Linked DNA regions of Homo sapiens: region 2 is linked to region 1. A link is a loop called in an ENCODE intact Hi-C map of the cell type or tissue named here. Cell type or tissue: CD14-positive monocyte. All regions are shown on one strand.

Region 1 (4,000 bases):
AATTAAAAAAAAAAAGTCAGGAAGGATTTTTAATGGGGCTCTTCTGTTTGATTGTCTTAGTTTCTAGAAATATACGTGTAACTCTTCTACTTCCATGTACTTCAGGAGTGAGTTTGTTTTGTTTGTTCAACAGTTAATTAATTCAGCAAATACTTACCATTATAATTATGTGCCAGGCACTGTTATCAAGTGTTTCACAGTTTTCATTAGCCAAAAGGGAGACAGCAGTTTAGTTGCTGCTTGTCTTAAGAGTATAACCTTGGATTCAGTCAACAATTTGATTTCTGTCATCTTAACAGCCTCTCTTTCATTTGTTCATTTAACCAACATTGAGTGTTGTGCCAGGTTCTGGGCCAAGTGCTGCAAGTACAAAGATAAATAAAGCATTCCTTGGGAATGTTATAGTATACTGAGTGAGAGTTAGGTAGTGGCTCTGCACTTTTTAAAAATGCCCTAATGCACCCAAGGATGCAGTATACTTTCATATGTAGCAGTTGCTGAGTATGGCAGTGATTCTCAAATTGGTAAGGGTATTAATATCAGAATATAGGGTGAGAAGAGTATTTTTGGGAAAAGCCTACTAGGTGATTCTGATGCATATTCGTTATATTTTTATGGTGCAATCTCTGCTCACTGAAGCTCCGCTTCCTGGGTTCAAGTGATTCTCCTGCCTCAGCCTCCTAGTAGCTGGGACTACAGGCTCCCCACCACACGCCGGGCTAATTTTTTGTATTTTTAGTAGAGATGAGGTTTCACCGTGTTAACCAGGATGGTCTTGATCTCCTGACCTCGTGATCTGCCCACCTTGGCCTCCCAAAGTGCTGGGATTACAGGCGTGAGCCACTGCGCTCGGCCCCTCCTTCTCTTGATATTGATCTGTGTAGAGGAAATAGGATTGAGATCACTAACCCTTCCCTCTTTAATTGCTCAGTAACTTTTCCCTAGTTCTACTTTTCCTTTTTTGCAAAATTAAAATTGACTTCTGTTGAGTAAAATAATGTAGCCACTTTCAGATGTGTCAGACTAGCTTACAAAGCCAGGCATATTTTTTTAATCTCTCAGTCTCATTTGGTTTGTGCTTTTGTAATTTTTCAACCTATGTATGTGCCTAGAGTATTTCTTTATTTTTATTTTTATTTTTATTTTTTTAGATGGAGTTTCGCTCTTGTTGCCCAGGTTGGAGTGCAATGGTGCGATATCGGTTCACTGCAACCTCTGCCTCCCGGGTTCAAGCGATTCTCTGCCTCAGCCTCTTGAGTAGCTGGGATTACAGGCTTGTGCCACCTCGCCTGGCTAATATTATATTAGAGACGGGGTTTCTCCATGTTGGTCAGGCTGGTCTCAAACTCCCGACCTCAGGTGATCCGCCTGCCCTGGCCTCCCAAAGTGCTGGGATTACAGGCCTAGAGTATTTTTTTTTTTGTAATGCACAGCCATAGTGTGTCATTCAGACAAAAATGTTATTGTATAATTATGCTATCAGGTTTTAGTTATATTTTTTCCCCTCATCTGTTCTAGTGAGTTTAGAAAAGTTTTTGGAGAGAACAACTGGGAACTGGCATAGAGGTTCTTGGTTACTATGAATAAACAAATTGATTAAAAAAAACCACTTGTATACCAAATGAAAGGTAATATTCTTTTAGATTACAACATATGAAATTGCTAGTTTTTAGGTAAAAAATGGTCACATATCATCATTATTGTATGATTCATTCTAATGCTAACCTGAGCTCAGTTCTAGTTTGGTTTTGGTGCTTAAAGACTGAGTTGGAAAATCCCATTACTTGGATAGTAATGGTCGCTTTTTTTTTTTTTTTTTTGGCACTCAGTAAGTGATGGCTGAACCTTTTATGGTAGGATCTGTAATTTTAATATGTTCTGATTTAGGGTTTGAGGAGAAGGCAGTCTCTAATTTTTTTTTTCCTTATTTGAATCAGCATATTGAGAAGAGTATAGCAAAGAGGAAGAATCATTTTCCTAGATCTAGCCATCTATTTGTTTTAAAAAAAATTTAATTTGGTAGATTTTAAAAGACACTGGTGGGATTATCTTTTTAAAAGGAAGCTTAAGATAAGTGTCATTAGTGATTAATATTTTTTTTTTAAATTAGGTCTCTCTTGATCTTGGATGATGTTTGGGACTCTTGGGTGTTGAAAGCTTTTGACAGTCAGTGTCAGATTCTTCTTACAACCAGAGACAAGAGTGTTACAGATTCAGTAATGGGTAAGGATTATTCGTTTACTTTTTAGTACCTTTATATTTAATTTAATTACATTTAAATATGTGACATACCAAATTACTTACTTTGTCTTGTGATTTTTGTTTGCAGGTCCTAAATATGTAGTCCCTGTGGAGAGTTCCTTAGGAAAGGAAAAAGGACTTGAAATTTTATCCCTTTTTGTTAATATGAAGAAGGCAGATTTGCCAGAACAAGCTCATAGTATTATAAAAGAATGTAAAGGTATGGTTATTTATTTGTTTATGAGGAGATTATAGGGAGTTATATAATTTCCCTTTTGTTAATTGAGCTAATGAATATGGTAATTTAGCACATGAACATCCAAAAACTTTTCTGGGAGATTTAGTATTTTAGGTTCTCTGATATCTTAAATGGATACATGATATTATGGTATTTATTTATTCATTAAAATAATATTTACCATCTACCCACAGTGTGTTAGAGACCACATTAGTGAGAGAAGTGAGACACAGATGTGACCTCTGCTGTTAGAGTTAAAAATAGAGTGAGAATCAGATTTTAAAACTTGTTTTTGCTTGGGATTTTATAAAAATAGTGTTCTAATTTGGTAAGTAAAAACTGGTGTCTTAATTTGCATTTTTTTTTAGCGAAGTTAAACTTTTTACTTGTTTATTGAATACGTTTTAAGAAGTTATCCTTGACTTTAAGAAATTATCCTTGACTCACTTTTCTTTTTTGATATAAGTATTTTTAATTTATTTCTAAATACTCAAAAAATAGAAACTATTAGCTCTTTGTCATATTTTTACAAGTATTATTTCCCAGTAAAACAATTTTTTAACTTAAAATTTATATATAGAATCTCGCTGTGTTGCCCAGGCTGGTCTTGAACTACTTGCCTCAAATGATCCTCCTGCCTTAGCCTCCTAAAGCACTGGGACTACAGGCATGAGTCACCATGTCCAGCCTGTTACCCAGTTTTTTGTGTACCTTTTATTTGTTGTATTCTTTTGACATATAGAAGCTTAAAATTTTAAACAGTCAAATCTATCAACTCTTAAAATTATTTCTTTCATTATTGTTATGCTTGGAAATACCTTATTTTTCTTCTTTTTCTTTTTTTTTCTCTTTTGAGACAAGTCTCACTCTGTCGTCCAGGCTGGAGTGCAGTGGCGTGATCTCGGCTCACTGCAACTTCTGCCTCCCAGGTTCAAGCAGTTCTTCTGCCTCAGCCTCTCGAGTATCTGGGACTACAGGCATGTTCCACCATGCCTAGCTAATTTTTGTATTTTCAGTAGAGACGGGGTTTCGCCATGTTGGTCAGGCTGGTCTCGAACTCCTGACCTCAGGTGATTGCCCGCCTCAGCCTCCCAAAGTGCTGGGATTATAGGCATGAGCTACCATACCTGGCCACCTTATTTTTCATTCTGCCATCAAATAGACACACAGTTTTGTTTGTTTATTTATTTATTTATTTATTTTATTTATTTTTTGAGACGAGTCTCACTCTGTCGCCCAGGCTGGAGTGCAGTGGTGCGACCTCTGCTCACTGCAACCTCTGCTGCCCAGGTTCAAGTGATCCTCCTGCCTCAGCCCCCTAGTAGCTGGGATTACAGGTGCGTGCTACCTCACCCAGCTAATTTTTGTAGTTTTAGTAGAGATGGGGTTTCATCATCTTGGCCAGGGTAGTCTTGAACTCCTGACCTCGTGATCCACCTGCCTCAGCCACCCAAAGTGCTGGGATTACAGGCGTGAGCCACCACACGTGGCCAGTTTTGTTAATTTTTAAAGAAATCTTAC
Region 2 (4,000 bases), 65 kb after region 1:
TTCACGGGCCAGGGAAGCATAGTCCTGAAGTTGTGGTTGGATGAGGCATTCTTTTTGTTTCTTGTGCACATTGTATTCACAGCTGCACTCCACTGCAGAAACGGATTCATTTTAGAGTTAGAGTGAAGCATTCCCTGTATATGTGAGGAAGCAAGTGCTCTAGTCATTTGTAGTTCATTCTCTGCCATTAGCTTGAGAATGATTCATCTTAATTCTTGGACTTGAACCAAAGGTTTTTGGTAGCAGAATTTGAGGAAAATAATTTTGTAAATTATGGTCTGGATTATAAATGAATTGCAAATTCTGCTTTTTCTGTGCTGAAAGAAAAGATCTCTTTAGCACTATACCCATTTGATAGCCATTTCCAGTGTGGTTTGTTGCAGTCCTCTGTGGACTGCCTGCCTGTTAAACAGTGCAGAGGTTCACATTTCCGTCATTGTGGGGCAGCGAAGGGCTCCTAATTGAGTCACAGTCTGCATGCTAGGCCAGTTTTTATTACCCTGCAGTGCTTAAGATATACATACAAACCATGCCAATTTTATTTAGAAAACAATCTATTTTTTTTAGATATATAATTTTGACTTTTAGAAAACAATCTTTTTAGGAGGCTTAGAATGTTGTTCTCTGTGTCTGTGGAAATATAGTACCATATGGAAAGAATTGCATGCTGAAAGATTAGAAATTATGGAAAAGGAGTCAGTTGACCTAGTTGTGTCAGAAGAATTGGGGAGCCGATTGGAAAAGTTTGGGTATTGGGATGACTACTTTGGTAACCAGTGTAGATGAGGAAGATGGGGTTTTCCCCCTTTCATTACAAAGGAGGATCTAAAACTCCAGGAACAGGTATATAGTGCAGAAGACTAGGAGAGTATACAGTTTGCAGGAACAGAGGTGTTATCAGATGGGCTTTCCAGGGAAATTAAGATTCTTCTTCTTGAGGACTAAGTAACCAACCTTCTCTCTACCAGTCACATAAATGTGTGTCAGCTGAAGTGGCAGGGCTGCTTTGGAAATGTTCATTTTGCTCTGAGTTCGCGTCTTTGGATGAAAGTGCTCCTTTCCCAGTTATGAGGCGGTGTTTCATTTTTCAACCACTGCAGGAAAAAGTTGTCTCCATTAAAATTGTGTTATTTTAAAAATTTTTGTTGGTACATTAAAAAAATTTTTTTCTCCCTGATTATTCAGAATATAGGAAAGTTACTGATTTTTGTTTGTATATGTACTACCTTACTGAACTGTTTCTAATGAGTTTTTCCATTCGGTTCTCTTGGATTTTCTAGGGAGAGATTTACAAATGATTGTTTAATTTTCTTTTACCATTTATGCCTCTGTTTCTTTTTCTTATTCTGGTGTACCTTTATTTGAAAAATTAGAGCACTGCTTATATATTAAATGCCACTGGAAATAAATGGCAATATTAGTATCTGTGTTAGGGTTGTTTATAATAAAGTCTAGTAAAATAATTTTAGAATACATATATATGGACATATATATGTTTTAAAACCAGAGAAGCTTCTGGATAACTCTGTTAATGAATTGTGTATCATGTTTATGTAGATATGGAATGTCTCAAACGGTGAGCTTCTTCATTTGTGTGCTCCGCTTTCAGAAGAAGGAGCTGCTACCCATGGAGGCTGGGTGACTGACCTTTGCTTTTCTCCAGATGGCAAAATGCTTATCTCTGCTGGAGGATATATTAAGGTAAGAGTTCCCCAAGAACTGTGAAAGAAAATAATAGCCTATATCATACTTTCCAAGCTATTTTCACTTCCTGTTTCTCAGTTGGGCCTTTTACAACCCAGCAGAGTAAAAAGGCTGCTACTCCGGAGGCTAAGGTGGGAGGATCGCTGGAGTCTGTGAGGTCAAGGCTGCTTTGAGCCATGCTTGCGCCACTTCACTCCACCCTGGGTGACAGAGCGACATCCTGTCTCAAAAAAAAAAAAAAAAATCTGGCAGTAAAATGAGTTTAGTAACTAAAGAAAAGAACAGAAAAAAATATTGAAAACAAAAAAGAACCAGAAAAAACTTTAAAAAATAATTAAAAGCCAGGCACGGTGGCTCACGCCTGTAATCCTAGCACTTTGGGAGGCCAAGGTGGGCGGATCACCTGAGGTCAGGAGTTTGAGACCAGCCTGGCCAACATGGCGAAACCCTGTCTCTACTAAAAATACAAAAAATAGCCGGGCGTGGTGGCATATGCCTGTAATCCCAGCTACTTGGGAGGCTGAGGCAGGAGAATCGCTTGAACCCGGGAGGTGAAGGTTGCAGTGAGCCGAGATCACACCATTGCACTGCAGCCTAGGCAACAAGAGCAAAACTCTGTCTCAAAAAAGAAAATAAATAAATAAATAAATTAATTAATTAATTAATTAAAAAAATAAATAAAAAGGAAAAGAAAAAAAAAGGCAGTTACTATTATCCCCATTTTGTAGTGATGAAACTGAGATCCACAAGACTGCTTTCCTCAGATCTTGGGGAAGCTTTGGTGACAGTGGCAGGGATGCCCTCAATCCAGAGCTGTCATACTGCCTCATACTAAACTTGGGGCATTAGAATGACTAGCAAGTTGGGTGTTTAACTTAGTTCTGTTTTCCATGTCATTCACAATTAACTATGTTGGTTGAAAATCTTTAAAAAAACATATTTTTGAAATTTCTTCAGTAATAATAATAGCAGCAGTATATGGCTTTATAGTTTACAAAACGCTTCACTCCCCTCATCTTACTAGCCAGCTTTTTGAGGCTTAAATTTCATTCTTGGTTTACAGATGAGGAAAATGATTTTCTATGGAGGTTATAACTTTCCTAAAGTTACATAATTAGTGCCGGGTGTGGTGACTCACACCTGTAATCCCAGCACTTTGGGAGGCCAAGGCGGGCAGATCACTTGAGGTCAGAAGTTGAAGACCAGCCTGGCCAACATGGCAAAACGCCATCTCTGCTAAAAAATACAAAAATTAGCTGGGTTTTGTGGCGGGCACCTGTAGTCCCAGCTACTTGGGAGGCTGAGAGGTGAGACTCACTTGAACCCCGGGGGAGCAGAAGTTGCAGTCAGCTAAGGTCACACCACTGTACTCCAGCCTGGGCAACAGAGCGAGACTATCTCAAAAACAAACAAACAAAAAAACCAAAAATAAAGTTACATAATTAGTAAATAGAAAAGCCAGGACTCAAACCCAGGTCTCTGCCTCTGCTTTCTCTAGCTAATTGGCTTTTTAAAACTTACTAGTGATTGAGGCCGCAATTTGAATGTGTTGTGGTGCTTCAGGGTCATATTTTTGGTGTTTTTTTGATGTATCTTTTATCTATCCACTCAAAAAGACTGTGTTGAATGTCCAGTGTGTGCTAAGCTACTGCTCTGTGGCACAATGTTTATGGCTTGGTTCCTGCCTTTCAGCAGCTTACAGTCTATGGGGGAAGCAGGTGGTAAACCAATAAAGTCCCTAAAGTTTAGAAGGGGTCTGGGACATGCTTTCATGAGGGAGGTGGAAGCACAAAGGAGAGGAGTGACCAGACCAACCTCAGAGAGTTAGCAGAGGCTTCACCTGGAGGGGAATGCTTGAAGTGAGTCTTTTGAATAGCAGTTTACTTGTAAAAGTGGTAGAAGATGATACTCTATATCAGCGGTCCCCAGCCTTTTTGGCACTAGGGACTGGTTTCCTTGGAAGACAATTTTTCCACAGATGGGGTGGTGGTAGGAAGTGGGGAGCGGGGAATGGTTTCAGGATTAAACTGTTCCACCTCAGATCATCAGCATTAGATTCTCGTAAGGAGTGCACAAGCTAGATCCCTCGCATGTGCAGTTCACAGCAGGGCTCTTGCTCCTGTGAGAAACTAATGCCACCACTGATCTCTCAGGAGACAAAGCTCAGGTGGTAATGTTCACTCACCAGCCGCTCACCTTCTGCTCTGCGGATGGGTTCCTAAAAGGCCACAGACCAGTACCGGTCCATGGCCCAGGGACTGGGGACTCCTCTATATTGGGCTGATCACTTGGACAT

Evidence for each region. Peaks named below come from ENCODE experiments on the same cell type or tissue, not always from the same donor. Only the 100,000 strongest peaks of a DNase experiment are listed, where the experiment ranks them.
Region 2: a loop joins it to region 1, with 4 times the contacts of the local background. A loop is called at or near these places in 1 of 110 quality-filtered maps.

What each region holds. Positions count from the first base shown.
Region 1 is chr12:98,660,346-98,664,345 of GRCh38, forward strand. APAF1 (apoptotic peptidase activating factor 1) reads left to right here. Exons shown (of 27, transcript NM_181861.2): 6 at 2,111-2,223; 7 at 2,330-2,461. Among named protein-coding and RNA genes, the nearest start is that of APAF1, 17 kb to the left of the region's middle. In CD14-positive monocyte, no CTCF peak of the experiment used is centred here; no DNase peak of the experiment used is centred here.
Region 2 is chr12:98,725,616-98,729,615 of GRCh38, forward strand. It overlaps APAF1 (apoptotic peptidase activating factor 1), which reads left to right. Exons shown (of 27, transcript NM_181861.2): 26 at 1,558-1,701. Among named protein-coding and RNA genes, the nearest start is that of APAF1, 82 kb to the left of the region's middle. In CD14-positive monocyte, no CTCF peak of the experiment used is centred here; no DNase peak of the experiment used is centred here; H3K27ac peaks cover 657 bases.